Regions from separate parts of the Homo sapiens genome. Here region 1 is linked to region 2. A link is a contact called in ENCODE Hi-C or POLR2A ChIA-PET data. All regions are on one chromosome and are shown on one strand. Each heading gives the region's core, a stretch centred on a gene start or an enhancer-like site at or near the end of the contact. The rest is flanking DNA. Distances are from core to core; before and after follow the strand shown.

The links. A loop is a pair of places that touch in the nucleus more often than their neighbours do. ChIA-PET counts read pairs that join two places held with the same protein, here RNA polymerase II (POLR2A). Pooled maps may share reads with other maps.
Region 1: a map of psoas muscle shows a loop between it and region 2 (2.4-fold over the local background). The contact joins the enhancer-like site here to the promoter of ELAVL2 in region 2. A Hi-C loop is called at or near these places in 1 of 168 maps with a recorded cell type or tissue (psoas muscle) and 3 of 50 pooled maps. POLR2A ChIA-PET finds 5 or more read pairs at or near these places in 1 of 52 experiments (activated T-cell).

Annotation. Positions count from the first base shown.
Region 1 is chr9:23,586,187-23,590,786 of GRCh38, forward strand. All of the region lies in intron 11 of LOC101929563 (a long non-coding RNA gene), which reads right to left. Among named protein-coding and RNA genes, the nearest start is that of ELAVL2, 240 kb to the right of the region's middle. Within about 2 kb of position 1,450, at least 5 of the 41 ENCODE cell types and tissues checked have a DNase peak (open chromatin) inside an H3K27ac peak, as active enhancers do; they include psoas muscle, where a contact is called at or near this core.
Region 2 is chr9:23,824,365-23,828,720 of GRCh38, forward strand. ELAVL2 (ELAV like RNA binding protein 2) reads right to left here and starts at 1,876. Exons shown (of 7, transcript NM_004432.5): 1 at 1,442-1,876. It overlaps LOC105375992 (a long non-coding RNA gene), which reads left to right and starts at 2,064. Exons shown (of 3, transcript XR_929519.3): 1 at 2,064-2,153; 2 at 3,662-3,776.

The sequences.
Region 1 (4,600 bases), core at 200-2,699, 240 kb before region 2:
AGTGCAGTGTGAAGAGGGCTAAAGAAGTGCAAGGTGATGTGCAGCCATATGGGCGGGAGGGGTAGAAGGGAGAGCCAGCAGACCAGCCTGAATTGTACCTTTCTAAATTTACCTTTCTTGTGGTAAATCCACACTTCAGCCATGTCAGGAACGATGGCACCTTTTTAGGTAGTGAGTACTTGAATCAATGTGATCAAATGCTTCTACTCCTAAGAAGTGACAATTGAGTAAACCATATTCTTTCTTATATTTTTAACTGATAAAAATAATGATATATACTATGACTTTAATAGAACTTTGAATTTATTTACTGGAGTCACCTTGGTCAGGTGACCTAGCCTCTCTAAACTTCAATTTCCTCATCTGTAAAATAAGAATAACACCTATCTCATAGGTTTGTTTTGAGGGTCAGTGTAGAATAATGCACATAAAGCATTTACAACAGTGTCTAGCACAAAGAAAGTGCTCATTAAATAGCTGAAGTTTTAAATTATGAATGCCATTCGTGAATCTCTCTTCTTGCCTTCCCTCCTGGGACATGACAATTTCCTATTCAGCTCAACATCCTGCACTTTAAGCTCTCTCAATCTCAGTGGTATACTATGTTCCTCAAGCTTGTTTAAGAGAAAGCAGCTGATATCTGGAACCAAACTTCTACTTTATTCAGTGAAAAAAACAAACAAACAACAACAAAAAACCACTCAATGATCTTCTGGGTATGTGGTGCTGGTTTTTATTTTTCCATAGGAGTAATTTCTTTTTCCTAATACTCTGGCTCTATTCCTTTTGGCTTCCAGAAAGCAAGAATTACTCTGAGATGCCCAGACCAGACTAGACACAGACACAGAAAGCCAGTGACCTATATCAACTGCCACTAATCATCAGAGTGAGAGAACAGATACTTCCCCTTTTCTGTCAAGGGCAGACCAATGAATTAGGCACTGAAGCAGACCAAATGTGATCTGGTATCTTAGTTCTGTGCAATCAGCTACAATAAAGCTAAGTGGTCTGGGAAAGCATGGCAAAGCAGTAATCATCCCTAAAGTAACTAGAGGAATAACTAAGTAAGTGTCTGCTAAAATACGGTCTGTACCTTTTCAAGAGGTGCATGTCTCCATTTGGGCCTCCCCAAAACTCGCTTAAGTGGATAGACAAGGCAGCCTAGTAAACAACCTGAAAGGCCTGTAATCTATAATTTTGGGATGGTAAACAAAGGTATTGGTCATAAGGTGGACTTACTGTGCCCTTTTATTAAGCATGAGAAAATAATTTTTCTATAAGGAACTGAATTTGAGCTCATACTTAAAAGTTGTGGCTGTGGCTATACTACAGAAGGGAAGAGTTAATCCCCAATTGTGCCCACATGTGCAGTGGCAGCAGAAACTGGCAGAAAGAACCCTGAACTAGCCTTGAGTACTATTCTTGTCTCCACACTCTCTAACTGCGGGCTCCCTGCCAGTAACTGCTTTTGTGAAGCCACTAGGAGCTGCTGACTGGTTGCATTTCCTTGTTCATCCAAAAGCTATATTTAGAGTGACAACCCCTAGAGATTTAAGGGACCCTGAGACAGGTCAAGTGACGTGATCCTGCTCTGAGGAAGCCTCTCGTGACCCAAGCCAAGGGAGTAAACTCTACAACAGGGAGAAGAAATGGGAGAATAGGAAGAAGTAAAAGAAGGAGGGAATTCACAGAGTACCAATAGCATGCCAGGACTAGAGCTAGGTGCTCTCACTTACATGAACTCATTTAATCTTAACAATTAGGCAAAGCAGGTATTATCCCATTGTTCCTATTCTAAAATGACAGGCAACTTGGCTAAATTAAAAGAGTAACTAAAGAGTTGAACTTAGGGCTCCACAGGCTACTTTTAAGTCTATTACCATGGTTTACTGCCTCTGCATGGAGCACCCTCTGGTGGGCAGGGGGATATCCAGACTGAGTGAATGCCTTCTCCAGACCTTTTTCCCAAGGACACTGAGACCTGTAGTACCTTCCTAGTTAAATTGGCCGGGAGCCTGCCTGGGTATGAAAGGGATACTGAAGCAGCTGGAGATTTCTGGGTTTGCTTCAGAAGTTCTAGGCACTTCAGCGTATTTAACAAAAAGTTTCAAGGAAAGTAGACCTCCTTCTTTGGGCTATGAATCCTTTCCAGAGACAGGATATCTATTTAGATAAATGTAAGTTTCAATTCTTCCCTTTCTCACAGTCCTCCTCTCTAAAACAGAATTAGTGAGTAACACCCATCTTAGAGTGATACAGCCTGGTAGACAGTGTTTTGGAAGACTATAACTCTTTAACTCTTGGAAAAGGAAGAAAAATATACAACCCTGCAATCTGCGAAGTTCTTGCACAGATATAAACTCATTGATTCTCAGAGAATTGGAGGTACAAGTATCGTCATTCCCATTTTACAAAAGCTCAAGTGGCTCAGTGACTTGCTTAAGATAAAATGGTTAACAGGACCCTTGCTTTTACTAAGCAATTTGACCTCAAAAGGCATGTCTTTCTCATTAAATACACCCTTTCTATAATCATGTTAAATAACAAATTGTTCCCAGGGTAAGAGAAGGGGAGTGATATAAAATTAAGCCATTATCTTATTCCTTGCTATGGTTTGAATGTTTGTGGCCCTTCCAAAATTCATGTTGAAATTTAATCCCTAAAGCAACAATATTAGGAGGTGGGGCTTTAGAAGGTGATTAGGCCATGAGGACTCTGACTTTATGAATGGATAAAATATAAAATATAAAAGGGATTGAGGGGGCAACTTCACCTCTTCTGTCCCTTCTGCCTGAGGAAACACAGTGTTTGTCTCTTTTGTAGGATGCAGCAACAAGGTGCCATCTTTGAAGCAGAGAGCATCCCTCACCAGACACCAAATCTGCCAGCACTTTGATTTTGAACTTCCCAGTCTCCAGAACTGTGAGCAATACATTTCTATTTATAGATTACCCAGTCTCTGGTATTATGTTATAGCAATACAAAGGGACTAAGACATCCCTGAATAATATTTCAGTGGTATAAGGCAAAATGTTATATATATATATATATATATATATATATATATATATATAACAAAGGAAACAGACATATTATTTTACTCAAGTGGAAGAAAAGTAGTGTTACACAGGAAAGACTTTATGACACAGGCAGCAATTTATCAATTTATGTGGGTCTTCTGTGAAAGATAAGATGTCATGAACTTAAGACAGGAATCTGGCAAAGGAATGAAGGAAATCAAGTGGAGGAAAAACTGAGAAATCCTAGTATTGCCCAACTATAGGTTCCATGAGAGGAAACAGTGAAAAACAGCTCTGGAAAAAATCAATGTGGATGATCCTGAATGGGCAGGCCAGGTAAAGCATTAGGCCTTTATTCTGCCAATAATTTGGAACCCTGAAAGGTTCTGAGCAAGAGACAGAATGATCCAACCTATCCTACTCTGGTACTATTGTAAAGTACAGATTAAAATGGGGAGACATTAGAAGATATGAATATCTTTGCCTCAATTCACATGAGACCAAAAGGGGGCCCTATCAGGGTTCCAATACTAGGAATGTAAAGGTGGGGTGAAATGACATAGGTAGAAAATGGATAGAACTCAGTGAGTGACTGGATATGAAGGCTAGCCAGGGGTTGAAATCAAGAGCTATAATTAGGGTTTGAACCTAGCTGATTTGAAGGACAATGACAGAACTAAGCAAGACAGAGGAGACAGGAAGAGGAATTGGCAGGGAAGGGGATATGGTGAATTTTGCACATGCTGAGCGTAAAAAAAGTTTTGATTGATTATTCAGAACGAGATTTTCAGCAAATTCTTGATAATGTATAGTAGATCTAAAACACAGGAATTACGTCAAAGGTGGAGACTCAGGAGTCAACAGCATAAGGAAGACAGAAGTGAACAGAATGACCAATGGAGAGAGACGAGAGTCAAGTGCAGGAACCCAACAGACCCTCAAGAAAGCACACTGAAAGAGACAAAGGAGTAATATTAAGATGGACAGGAGAAGAACATGACTACAACGCCACATGATAAAGGGAGTGAGAAACATTAAGAAGTAGATTATGGCCAATAGTATCAAATCTCAGAGATTCAAAGGAAGATATGGGTTAGGACTAGACTATTAGTGAAGGTCCTGGTGGTCTTTGAGAGCAATTTTAACAGAGCTATGTGGGCTTTCAACAGATTGAAAGAGGTTAGAGAGAGAGAGAGAGAGAGCAGGAAGTGGAGGCAGGGAAAGTGTAGGCTACAACTTTTGGGAAGCAGACAGCCTGAGGCACGTAGCCAACCATCTGGTTCTAAACTACTTTTCCAACTTTATCCACCATTTTGCTCCAAGAAATAATTTTCTCCATATTGCCTTGTCATGTGTCTATCACCTGGCTACACCAGACTCATTCTGAATATTCTGTTTTCGCATCCACTCTATACCTTCAACCTCTCTGCCCATTAGAAGTTGCACATTGAGGCTTACACAGTCTGCATTGTGTAAGACTCAGATCATGTCCTAATGCCTCATGAATCATTTTCCATTTATTTCACCTATACTGATTTCTCAGATCTCATAAAGTAACTAGCAGAATAACCTGGACTATG
Region 2 (4,356 bases), core at 626-3,125:
GGTGGGCACTGCCACCTTGCCATCCCTAGCCCCCACCGCCCTTCGCAGAGTCCAGTCCGGGAGGCTGACGGTGCGCTGGCTTTCCCAGCCGGTAGAGTGGGTGGGGTGAGGAGCAACGAGACGTTAACCCCAGCCGGCTTTGTAGCTTTTTCCCATCCTCTGCCTCTCGAGCACCACATGAGCGCTCTCACGCACACACTCACCCACACCCCCTCGTGCCAATAATTTAAACTTCTCTTAGGAAAGCCAGCAGCTTGTTCCACCACCACCACCCCTTCCGCCCTCCCCGGCCCACGAACATCCTCCCCCTTTCCCACATCTACCCTGGATCCTCTCTTTGGCAGTAGAAAGCCAAATGATTTCTCCTAAACCCTGAGAAATCACAAAAGTTAAAATGAAGCGTGTGCCTATCTGCCCAGCTTGTCATCCCCAACCATCTTTCTCCTGGCGTCAATTTAACAATAGCTATTCGAGGAAGTGGGGGCGGTAAGGAGGGGGTGAGGGCTACGTGGCCGAGTTGGCTCCTGGGGTGGCTGCGAAGCCTCGCGGCTGCAGAGGGGTTCCCCCTCTCCCCGAAGGCGAAGTCAGCCGCGTAGGACCAAGGACAGGGCTTGGAATCCACTTCCCAGCGCCCAGCACAGCGAGGCTCCCAAGCAGCCGGCACTTCATAGACACAGCTCCAAGGATCTTATTTACGCTTTTCTGAACAAAGGGAATCTCATATCCGGTACAGGCTTAAGAATTCAGCCCCAAATTGGCTATCTTCTTTTAAAACTGAATTATGATAATTGGAGTCCGTGAATCAGAGCCCGCATACAATGATGAGTTCTGACAGCTTCTAACAACCCTAGCCTCAGCCCAGCCCCAGCCCCAGCCCTCAGGCGGCATGTACTTTTTTCAGTCAACTACAACTCGCTGCCTGGTGCAGCATCTAAATTCCATCTGGCAATCCCATCTCCCCAGCACATGCTATCTGGTTAATGCAATTAAGCCTGTGGTTTTCGCTGGTCTAATCTGCCAGTCCAGGCTTCTGATTCCCCTTAATGATTGTAAAGCCTCTCCCGTCCTTCCGTTGCTGAGCCAAAGTAGAGGCATGCATCCCCAACACCCAAGTTATCACTCTCTCCCCACGAAATGAACTTCCGATCTCAATCTTGAAGCTCACTCCACATCTAACCTCCCATTGTACCCCTACTCCCCCCTGGCCACATTTACCACTTAAGTTTCTGCCATGGACATTTACGAATATTCAGTACGCTAAGCATGCGTCCACCGTCTTTTAGTCTAGCTCTTTAAAATTAAAAAAGCAGAACAGTAGCTTTGAAATGAGACAAACATGTGCAATTAACTTCATATTCTGTATTCCGCTCACTTACAGGTTTTCTGGGTTTGCCAGCGCATCGCTGCAACTAATGATTAAAGAAACCAAACCGAAACTTACCTTTCTCCCTTAAGGTTTTTGTGTATGTGTGTTTTTAAAGTAACGGTGCAGTTCTCCCAATAAGGATGAGCAAGAAGCTGCTGGATAGTTCTCTTAAGACAGCACGAAACCTAAACTGTGCTCGGCTTAAAAGAAGCAAATAAAAAGAAACGCTTTCGACCCCAAAGTCCAATGCTAAAAGAAATGGCGAAAAAAAATATGAAAGGGGAGGGGAAACTTAAAAAAGAGTTTAAAAAGACGGAGAGACTACCCTCCTATTGCCGTTCAACTAAACAAAAAGGGGCAAGAAAAACAAACCAAGGAACAAAGAAAAGAGACGAAAGAACGTTTTTTCAAAAAGACGATGTCTTTCTCCTTGTTGCTTTTTAGTAGGTCGCTACAGGAGTAAGCTGCTGCATCTCTAACTAAGAACAGAAATAGGGGGGAGGACGTCTTAAAAGGGAGGTGGACTGGACCACAGATTTATAGCACCGTATCACCAACCCCTTCTCTGCCTCCGCACTGCCGTGTGTGCAGCTGCTCTGCCAGGCTCCTATCCCGGGCAGCACGCGCGGAAGTATACGCCGAATCGCGCCACAACGTAACTTGCTCATCGCCCCAGGATCCTGATTGGTCCACACGCTTCCATTGAGGCCGCCCAGGCGGGGCCGCGTGAGACGATTGGCTATGGGCTTGTGTCACTCTCGAGAGCTCAATGGAGTCCCGTTTCAAGGTAAGTTGTGCGGGGAGGTACACTCTTAACACTGGCGGCGAAGGGAAATGCAAGAAGCAAAAAGAAATGTGGAGAGAGCAACGTGGGAGGGTTGGAACTGTACTATCAGAGTTTGCGATATGGCACGATCTCCTTTCCTCTTAAATCTTTCTGCTTCAGAAAGATTCATTTCCTTTGCCATCACTGCTGCATCTGTGGCATATTTCTTTATAACATTTAACTCTGTCCGGTATGTATGAGTCATTGAGAGCTCCCTCTCTTTGATCTGAGTGAAAGGGATGAATGTACATCCATTATTTGCCCGCATGCCTTTTTTCGATTTGTGTTCAGTACTGTATTTTGTATTAGATGTTAGGTAATTGTATGTCTTTATTTTAATATACGCATATTTCAGATTTATGTGTCCCCATGAACCCCTTTTTAAAGCATCCTTTTAAGATAAAGATGAAGTCAGAAATGCTCTCAAATAAAGCTGCACGGTTTGAATTGGCTTTCACTTCATGTTAGAATAGAAAAGTGTAGGATAAATATCCTATCCAGAAAAAGAGGTATTGAGTAGAGCTAAGGTCCTTCACTTCGAGGTGTCTAATGATTCTCAAAAAGAGCAGCTGTATATAAAACTGGAACAAGCCACTCCTCTGCATTTGCAGACAGGTACAGTCCTTGGACCACACATGTATTGCTGACAGCAAAGATAGTTGAACCTTTATCAGGGCTCTTTCTGTGAGGATTTAAGAAGTTTAACCAGAAGACCAAGTGCTATCAATGCTTCTGCTTCATAGAGGAAGACTACTTTATTACAACCCCATATTTTAACAGCATTCAGGAGACCAAAATACAGTTTTATGCATGATAATTGTTTCTTCCTCTAAGTGAAAGTGAGGTCCTCAGGATCGTCTGGATGTATAAGTAGACACAATATTCATTTGACCTACGTTCTTTTCCAGCCAGCATTTCTCTTTTCAATCTTGAAAGATAGCACCAACTTCCTAGACAGTTTTTACCATTCTTACCAGAATGTGTAAATGTAATGTACACATTACATTACACATGTAATGTGTCTTAACCAGAGGCACATGCCTTTTTGAAAGGGATTCCTTTACATATTTACAACTAGTCGCTATCTTTGAGAATGCCGGAAAAAGAAGACACAGGTAAGAGTTAGAGATTGCAAAAGGGTAGGGTGTCATGGAGGGGAATGGGACAGAAGATCCCAAAGCAAAATGACTTTGAAGTGAGGAATACAGTAAATCAGTGTTCTTTGAGAGTGTCCTTGAGTGTTGATAAATGATTAATGGTGAAAAACAGACCTGTTTATCTCCCGTGTAGCCTGTATAACAATATACGAGTTCTGTTACTTTGCATGACAATACCTGGGGCTTGAGAAAGAAGGCCTGAATCTATGTTATCTTATAATTAGTGTTTATAAAATCATGCCTTAACCTCCACCCCCAGTTTTTGTATAACAACCTCTGGAGTCTTAATTTCAACTTAAAACTATTCTCTAGACCTGGGTGAAACTCACAGCAAGAAGAAAGAAAAGCACTTTGAAGAAATGGAGTCAAGGGGGAAAAGGAAGACTCCACCCCATCTAGACTAGATGTATGAATAACAGAAGATTGGGTTTGTAGTCATCTTCCTTCAACCCCTCCCCTTGTCCCCAGCTCCATACAGAGAAATAACCTTTAAATGAATACAATTTGGGGAAAGTATAATACTGTTTGATTTCATCAGACTTACCTAGGCAGTGAATTGTCTTTCCTCCTTTTTACCATGCTCGTAGGTTAATATTGAATTAGTTGCATATGCCCATATAATTTCAGTACATTGAAGTAAATCTTTACCATTATAATTATATAAGTGCCTTCTAACTAGGTGGAAACTAATACTTTTTTTGGTGCATGTTTATATCCACAAAAAAAGACTTGTAGATAACTGTGATATCTGTAGATAACCCAAAATGATAGGGACAGGTGTGAAAAGCTGGGAGTGATATGGAGTAATAAAAATCTAGCATGTGTATTATGTAAAGAAATTACATGGAAAATAGTAAACTTGTTCATTCAAATGAAAAATGCTAAATTCTGTAGATTCAGTATTTATGGTTTTTTTTCAGCTTGGGCATAGTGACAAAATATTATTCAAAGTATTGTCATCCCTAACATGTTGTCTTTTTATGTAGGTGAGATGGACTTAAATTATT